2 separate regions of the Homo sapiens genome follow, and region 2 is linked to region 1. A link is a loop called in an ENCODE intact Hi-C map of the cell type or tissue named here. Cell type or tissue: endothelial cell of umbilical vein. All regions are shown on one strand. Each heading gives the region's core, and the rest is flanking DNA. Links, peaks and the distances in the headings are about the cores only.

Region 1 (4,387 bases), core at 255-4,254:
GGGATTACAGGTGTGAGCCACTGTGCCCAGCTTAAATTTCTTTATTATAGGTTCAGGGGTACATATGCAGGTTTGTTACATGGATATATTGTGTGATAGCGAGATTTGGGCTTCAATTGAACTTGTCACCCAAATAGTGAACATAGGACCCAATAGGTAGTTTTTAGACCCTTGCCCCCTGCCTCCCTCCTTCATTTTTAAAGTCCTCAGTGTCTGTTGTTCTCATCTTTGTGTCCATGTGTACCCAATGCCAAAAAATTTTTGTGGAATGAATACGTTTTAAAAAGTGAAGTCTGACCTTGTCAGACCACCTGAGAGATGAACCTGTGTTCCTAGCCTTCTTCTCACAATACGATTTCTGAGCTTCCTCTGCTCCCTTTAGGGCTCTGGTCTGCACTAGCATTTGATGGCTGGAATAGTTTAACAGCACACATAAGCATGGTTTTTGCTAACATGCTTTCCTACAGTTCTTCTTTCTCTGGCTTTCTATTGTACTCCTGTCTAATGTTGACCTCCTGCCACTTGATTATATTCTCCTACTGAGGCCTATTTTGTGATAGAATGGTTACATTCTTGAAAGCAGGAACTAGCGGGATAAAGGCTAACTCTTTTCCTGGTTCTGCCCCTTTGTAGCTGGGTGGACATTGGCTAATTCATTTAACTTCACTGAAACTTAATTTACTCATTTTAAAAATGGGGATGATATCTGTTCCACTAAATATAGCTGTCCCTTGATGTCCATGGTGGAGCAGCTACAGGACTGCCTGCAGATACCCCAGTCCACGGATGCTCAAGTCCCTTATGTAAAATGGTGTAGTATGTGCATATAACTTACACACATCTTCCCGTGTGCTTCAAATACTCTTTAGATTACTTAAAATACCTAATACAATGTAAATGTTATGTAAATAATTGTTATGCTGTATTGTTTAGGAAATGACAATAAGAAAAATGTTCAGTATAGACACATCCATTTTTTAAAAGAAAATATTTTAGATTCACAGTTCGTTGAACCTGTGAATGCAAAGAGATAATCAATGTCAAGGCACTTCAGAAAGTTGCTAAATTAATACATAATGTAAGAAGTATTTATTATTACTTTACACCTGAATGTTTGTGTCCCCCCCATTCATATGTTAAAATCGAAACCTCAAAGTTGATAGTATTAGGAGATGGGGCCTTTGGGAGGTTATTAGGTTATGGGGTGGGGCTCTCATGAATGGGATGAGTGCCCACATGAGAGAGGTCTGAAAGAAAACCCCTTCCCCTTCTACCATGTGAGGACACAGAAGGCACTATCCATGAACCAGAAAGCGGGCCCTCACCAGACATCGAATCTGCCAGCACCTTGATCTCGCACTTTCCAGCCTCCAGGACTTCGAGAAATAAATTTCTGTTGTTTAAAAGCTATACAGTTTACGGTATTTTGTTGTGAGCCGGAGTGTACTGAGAGGATACCTTTCTGATATTCATCATAAGATTTGGTTTCTGGTAGGCACTCTCCAAATGCTATATAGTGCTTTATTGTAGCTGCCCTTACTTCAGATAGTGAGTGAAATAAGATGTGCTACTAGTTACGCTGAGTACGTACCAAGAGCCAGGCACGGAGCTAAGGGCTTCGCATGTGATGCTTCCGTGGATCCTTGCAATATTATAAAACTGACGTTAGTTTTTCTCATTTGACTGAGGACAAAATGAGGCTAGAAGAGGTTAAGCGACTTATTCAAGGCCACATAGCTTACAAATTGGGGAGCTGGGATTCACGTACAAGCCACTGATTCCGAGGGCAGTGCTGTTCACCAGGGTCCACACGGCCGCCTTTACCCTGCACATCCTTTCCGGGGCGGGCCAAAAGTTATACTTTACTGAGGGCGTCCTATGTTCTGGGCACTAAGCAGGCTGATACACATACTTCCCCTCACTTAATGTTTACATATTATCATCATTTCACAAATGAGGAAACAGAAGCTTAGAGCGAAAAGCTGCACTGTTGCCCCCGGGTAGGATACAGAAAGCTGCAACAGGCCGCCACTGCTACTATTGCAATAATAGAGAAAAGTGGATCAATTGTGAAAATCCCATATTTAAAGACAATGGAGAGCAGTGGAAGCAACGAGCAGGACAACTGAACTAGAGAAGGAAGCATCCTTCCTAGGCCCTCATCCCACCTCACTTTCTTCCCTCTGGGCATTTGCCTATTCAGAGCTTGGGTGAGGGCTTGACCTAAGCCAGCGAGACTCTGAGGAGGGAGAGAGGAAACAGAGGTTGTAGCAGTTTCTCGGGAAAGGCATGACAGACTAGAAACCAGAGGAGCCCTAAAGGTAAGACAGGTTTTCCCCGAGGGACATTTGCTAAACTCTGGGATGCCGATAAGGAGGCTCAAACACATGGGATCTAACACTCACTAAATCTGGGGCTGAGTGCCCGCACCACAAGACAGTTTTGTTTTGAATTTCTTTCCTGGGGCCTGTCAAGCCCAAGAGATCAAATTTGCCCACCTTTTCCCTGGAACCTTTACATTCCTCAGCACCAATTGTCTGGATTTTTTGCGGCAGGTAGATTTTTCCCAGACATTGGCGCCCCCTGCTGTCAGACAGCAGCTTTGCAGGGACTTGGAGCCTGGCTCACAAACCATCGTAATGCTGATGGGGACAGAAAATAAAGGGTCGCTCGATGTCCGCAGGGTACTGCTGAGCCTGGTGGGCTGCTCAGGAAACCACAGGTCATCTGGAACGCCTCAGACTGCCCCAGCCCCACGCTGCTGCTGGCTGCTTCCCGGTGTCGGTGGCAGAGTCTGGGACCTTGGGAGCCTTTTACCGTGCTCCCAAGAATCAGGGGTTTAACCCCAATGGATGATGACTTCCAAAGTCTGAGATGGGCTAGTCTCACTGGTTTCTACCAGTGAGACTCGTCCTGAGTGTTAACTCTACCTGACTTGTCCTGAGTGTTAACTGTCCAGACTGGTAGATACCTGTGGCTTCAAGTCCCTGTCTGTAAAATGAAGTCAACGGTGCCCACTGCACAGGGCTGTTTGTGCGTTAAATGAGACAGTGTGTATGGAGGGCTTAGCATTGCCTGATATAGAGTTAGAGCTGGGTTACTAGTGAGAATAGCAGTGGAAATTCTTGTTGTTAGGGCCGCCCCCGCTCCATCTTCCTCAAGCTCCTCGAAGGGAGCTGCACTGGCCACCTCTTAGAAGTGGTGAGAGCTGGCCTGAATGCTCTGGGCCGTTCGGACATCCTCAGCCTTCCTTACAATGGGACAGCAGGAGTAGGATCCTGGTACTCAGGGCTGAGAAAGAGGAAGACCTGGGCTTGGGAGAGGAGACACCAGACAGTTCCCTGGACTTCAGCCTCCTTTCTGTGACTGGCTAGCATTAGCTGTTCTCAAACCTCAGGCCTGTGGAAGCTGAGTCGTCTTCCTAAGTAAATTGCTAAAACTGTCTCTGGAAAACTGTCTTTGTGAAGGCTGCATCTCAGTCTCACATTCAAGGATGAAACTCTGACTGCCCTAAATGGAGGAGTTGACAGAGCTAATGGAGAGCAGTGGTTAGATGACACAAGATTGTTCTTGACTTGGAGAACTGCTCTTCTGACTGCTTTGTGTGGGCGTCACATGCTGGCTGCTAGGGAATCCATGGGTGTGGGGGTGAAATGCTGTCTGGGGACTTTTTGGTGCCAGACTTCTGGGATGAGACAGCCTGGATGGGGGCCTCGGTCCTCCAGTTTCCTGGGGAGCTAAGACCTTTGGAATACGGGGCTTCAGCTCTGGATTGCACCCATTTCCTGGTTTGTAGTTTCCCTAGCTCTCAGGTCACCCAGTCACCAGCACCCTTAGCAGCAGTCTCACGGAGGTTTATTTCCTGGCAAGAAAGAAAACTTCTCATCCCTCTATTTTGAAAGCACACACCATTCCTTGGGTGCCCATCTGCACTCCCAGGTCTTGCCACCCACTCCCTCATGGGCCCTGCTGTGATCCTGTCCCACAGTGGGCCTTGCCTCACCTCTGGCTGGAGAGGTTGCAGCTGGTTGCCAAGCCCCTGGAATGCCCTCCCAGGGTCCCAGAGTCTGCTACCCACACAGAGATGGAGCCAGCAGCAGTGTGAGGCTGGGGCCGAGTCTGAGGCCTTCCAGGCGACCTGTGCTTTCCTGGGCAGCCTGCCAGGCCCCAGCAGCAGTCTGCAGACATTGAGTGAGCCTTTATTTCCTGTCCCCATCAGCACTATGACTCAGTTTGTGACTTTTTTACCTGCTCACCTATGTTACCTTAGGTTTGGGCCTTGTGACTTCGTTTTGTCCTAGGGTTGCCAGAAAAAATGCAAGATGTCCAGTTAAATTTGAATTTCAGATAGATAAGGAATCATTTTTTTTTTAAGTATGTCCCAAAT
Region 2 (4,387 bases), core at 134-4,133, 770 kb before region 1:
TATTTTTAGTAGAGACGGGATTTCACCATGTTGGCCAGGCAGGTCTCGAACTCCTGACCTCAAGTGATCTGCCTGCCTGGGCCTCCCAAAGTGCTGGGATTATAGGCATGAGCCACCACACCTGGCCCCAATTTAATTTCTTAATCCATTTTCCATTCTGTGCAGTTAAACAGTTTCCAATTTTCTCCATTTTTTCATTTTCACATTATTGAAATTATTCTCATTGGCAATAATTTTTTTCATTTAAATTCTAAGATGCTTCATCATCAGCTTTTGGCCCATGGATTCTACCAGTTACAGCATCTGCAACTGGGAATTTTCGTAACCATTTTTTCTCCAATCAAATTTTGTAAATTTGGTCAAGTAGATTTATTCTGTTTTACTCAGTGACAAATTTTATCCAGTGTAGTTTCCATCACTGACAGTTTCATTTAGTGATATTTAGAATGAATTGAATACACCCTGAGAACTTGCATCTATTTGTATTTCTCATGGGTTAACCCATGAGAAAACTGTGAATGGTTTTATGATATAGAGAGAAGCAGAGATGGGAGAGACATGGGCGGGAAGGGGAAGGGAGGAAAGGAGAAGGGAGGGGAAGTCGAGTGAGACCCAGAGGTAGGGAGGGGAAGCCACCCTCTGTCCCGTCTTTAATCACCAAGGATTTAACCACCAGCATCAGGGGGTCTCTGCTTGGACACTTAGTAGAGTTGCATCTCTGGGTTCCCATGAGGCTGAAAGGGTAGAGAATCTTGTTCAGGCAGGGAGTTGTGAGCCAAGCCCACCTGCCCCTTGGGCCAGAGCCTGCAGTTGCTGATGGGACCCGCCAGAGCTCTCTGGTCTCTGACCCAGCACCCAGCAATGTCCCACAACTGGCGGCCCCATTAGTCTGGGCCTCCAAGCAAGCACAGCACAGAGCAGAGTGAGGCACATGGAATGTTTATAGGAAATAAACCACGACTGGTTTAACATGAGCCACTGGAATATGGGGGCTATTTATTAAGGCAGCATAACCTACCTATTTCAACTGACATCGAGAGCTGTGTAGTTTTGCACAAGTCTTTAACCTCTCTGATTACCAGTTTTCTCATGTAGAAAACAGAGAAAACAGTACTTAACTTGCTTGTTGTGAGAATTTATTAAATTTAGGCTGGGCGTGGTGGCTCACACCGTAATCCCAGCACTTTGGGAGGCCAAGGGGGGTGGATCACTTGAGGTCAGGAGTTAGAGACCAGCCTGGGCAACATGGCGAAACCCCATCTCTACAAAAAATACAAAAAAAAAAAAAATAGCCATGGGGCATGGGGGCACGTGCTTATAATCTCAGTTACTCAGGAGGCTGAGGCAAGAAAATCGCTTGAACCCAGGAGGTGGAGGCTGAGTGAGCCGAGATCGCGCCACTGCACTCCAGCCTGGGCAACAGAGTGAGACTCCGACTCAAAAACAAAAACAAAAACAAAAACAAAAAAGAGAGAGAGATAATTTATTGAATTTAAAGTGCCCAGTGTCTAGTAGACCGTAAATAAGAGCTTTTTAAATTAATAGTACAGCTTAGTATGAATTTTAATCCGGCTTAATTCAGAAATCAGCTGTCTTGTTTTCTTTTCTTTAATGTCTTAGGATTCCGCCTACTCTAAGGCAGGAAGGCACACGTGTATGCCCCTCACCTCCAGGGTGTTTAAAGACCCAGCTCTCCCCTGCCTGTAGTAATGGGGAACACATTTTTGGATGCCATAGAGTTGCGCTCGGGTTTTCTGGGCCATCAAGACCTATTGTGAAAGCAATAGGAGACCAGCGTTCTTGGTGGGAGGTTCTGGGGAAAGGACAGGGAGAGGGAATGGAGACAGATGTTGAGCTACTGGATGAGGCCTGTACAGGATGAGCCTGGGCCTCAGAGCAAGCACAACACAAAGCAGAGTGATGGACTGAGACGCTTGTGGGGAGTAAACCAGGGCTGGCGTACTGTGATTCTGACCCCTGGAAAGTTGCCTGCGAAGGGCACCGCATTGCCAGAAGAGCCAAGTGAGCCGATCAAGGGAAAGGCCTCTGCCAGGAGCCTTCCCCCGAGAGACCGCTTTTCCTCCCACCGCAGGGTCGGCTTGCATGACAGGCCTGCGCTCCGCTGGCTCCAGCGCCTCCGAAGTCACCTGCCCTGCAGTGGGGGCGCGCACCCAGACCCTCCCCTGGGATCCCATCCTCCCCTCCATCCCCCTTCCCTCCTGGCCCAGGGCCCCCGGGAGTGACGGCGAGAGGGGGAAAAGCTCTGGGAAAGGAGGGCCGGGCCAGCCCAGGGGAACACAGGGCCGTCTTCACCCTCCACGCCCTTCCTTCCTTCTCCACCTCCTTCTTCCAGATTCCTCTCCAGGCACTGATAGAATAGACCGAAAGAACGACGGGTTTGACTTGTTTAGCAAATGCTTTTGATACCCCTGAAACACAGAGAAACGTGTGCCTTGGCAGTAAGGGATTATTGCACGTTTTAACTTAGCAGGACTGAATCAGGCAGAAAGAAACCTAATCACCGGTCTCCAAAATCGGCCCAAACCTCTGGCGGCCGCGTCACTCGGCTCCACCAGTCTGTGCCGCCTGCAAGCGCCCCTAGCGGCCTCGCAGCCATCGCGCCTCAGCAGCGCCGTGGCGTCCTGTTCGGCAGTGTCCATTAGAGGGCGCCAGCGCGCCTCAGAAGAGGGACCGTGACGCTAGCCCTCGCGGGTGCAGCCCGGAATTGCAAGAAGGCTGCGGAAGGCTGTGCCAGCAACTTGCACGACAGCACCTTGCTTCTAGAGCATGAGTTTACCTGAACATGCAGCTCAGGGATTGTTTTCAGATTGAAACCATCGCACATTCCCTGTGGCAGGCAGCCCCTCTCCGAGGATAACAATCATGACGGTAATCATGGTCATGATCGTCTTTGCAATGGCCCCTTGCCCTGAGGGTCTTCTGGCCCAGGACCCTCCGGTCCTGGCTGCTCAGGACAGGTGATTACCTTTTGAGGGCCTGAGCTAGTATTCTCCCTCAGGTATTTGCAAAACTTTAATTCCAGTGTCTTGTAATTGTCTAGCTTTTGAAGATTCTCAGAACCATCTCATTAAGATCTCACAGAAATTGAGCTCTCCAACTCCAATCCCACAGCTTTTTGCCTCCCGAAATTTGCTGTGTGTGTGTGTGTGTGTGTGTGTGTGTGTGTGTGTGTGTCAGAGAGAGAGAGAGCACGCACCTCCCAAGTTCTTTGCTTACTGGCTCGCTGATACCTCGCAGACCAATATTCACACTGCCTTTCTTTGACACTTTCCTTACTAAACTGTACCAGCCACACAACATTTACACGCGGATGGGTATGGACAGCACCAGATCTCTTCCGGACAGCACCAGATCCCTTCCCCACAGCACCAGATCCCTTCCCCACAGCACCAGATCCCTTCCCCACAGCACTGGGGTCCCAGCAGATGTAGGACTAGGCTTGATGGCAAGCACTTCAGACCAGCGTCTGGAGATGTATGTTCTGGGCCTGGGCCTGCCACCACCTATGAAACCCTAGGCAGGGCACTAGCCCTGGGTGCCTCCCCTGAGGAGGCGACTGACCATATCTCTGAGGTTTCGTGAAGCTCTAATGCTTCTGGACTGTGATTGTACAGAAAGCAGAAGGGCCATTGCCAAGAAGAAGGCATCATGTGCTGTGTTGGGTGTGAGCATTGCCGTGGACGGGCAACCCCTGGGCACTGAGCTTCCACCCAAACCAGCCCTGAGCTCCATCCCACTCCTCTCCCCATCATGACCTGCAGACCCCATCTCAGGAGCTGCATTCTCCAAGCCCCAAACTGAGAGGTGTGGTCTGATGATTTCTTAAGGGAATGTCATCTTTGAATGACCTGCCTTAGGAACCCCAAAGCAGCGTCTGCAGGCAGCCACTCAGCCTCAGGCCCTGAATACGTTCCCGATTCTGCCCTGCTCTGCCAGTTCTATTAATATTACATTAGCCTCCTCTCTCCACAGGGCCTCATACCGTGGGGGAGCTCCCAGCTTCCTTTGTTTGACTTCTCCCCAGATGCCACACCTGATGACTTGGAAATATAATAAATGAATCCATTGTAATTATCAAATAATTACAAAATGGTGTTTTTACTAAAGAACTAGAGAAGACCCTATGGAATTTCTGGGAAGCTCTACCTAATAATAGACTCCCCACTAAAGGAAAGAGTACGTATTTCAAGATCCAATATTATTTGTATTTTACTGGTATATGTGGTGTGGTTCAAAGACTTTAGTCAGTTGGCTTTCAAATTTGCTCATTTATTATTTTTTTCTGACAACCATAACCACTCTAATGTGTTGCATTCACATAACATCTTTCATCTGCCATCTCAAATGTTTTTCCTCTCAGCTTCCT

What was found. Hi-C counts contacts between places; a loop is a spot of excess contacts. Peaks named below come from ENCODE experiments on the same cell type or tissue, not always from the same donor. Only the 100,000 strongest peaks of a DNase experiment are listed, where the experiment ranks them.
Region 2: a loop joins it to region 1, with 18 times the contacts of the local background. A loop is called at or near these places in 9 of 110 quality-filtered maps.

What each region holds. Positions count from the first base shown.
Region 1 is chr1:115,110,398-115,114,784 of GRCh38, forward strand. No RefSeq gene overlaps it. Among named protein-coding and RNA genes, the nearest start is that of LINC01765, 13 kb to the left of the region's middle. In endothelial cell of umbilical vein, for the core only: a CTCF peak has its summit at 2,589 (motif pointing left); no DNase peak of the experiment used is centred there.
Region 2 is chr1:114,344,052-114,348,438 of GRCh38, forward strand. No RefSeq gene overlaps it. Among named protein-coding and RNA genes, the nearest start is that of TRIM33, 160 kb to the right of the region's middle. RefSeq lists an enhancer at 1,595-2,095. In endothelial cell of umbilical vein, for the core only: a CTCF peak has its summit at 2,622 (motif pointing right); a DNase peak (open chromatin) is centred at 2,640; H3K4me3 peaks cover 639 bases; H3K27me3 peaks cover 186 bases.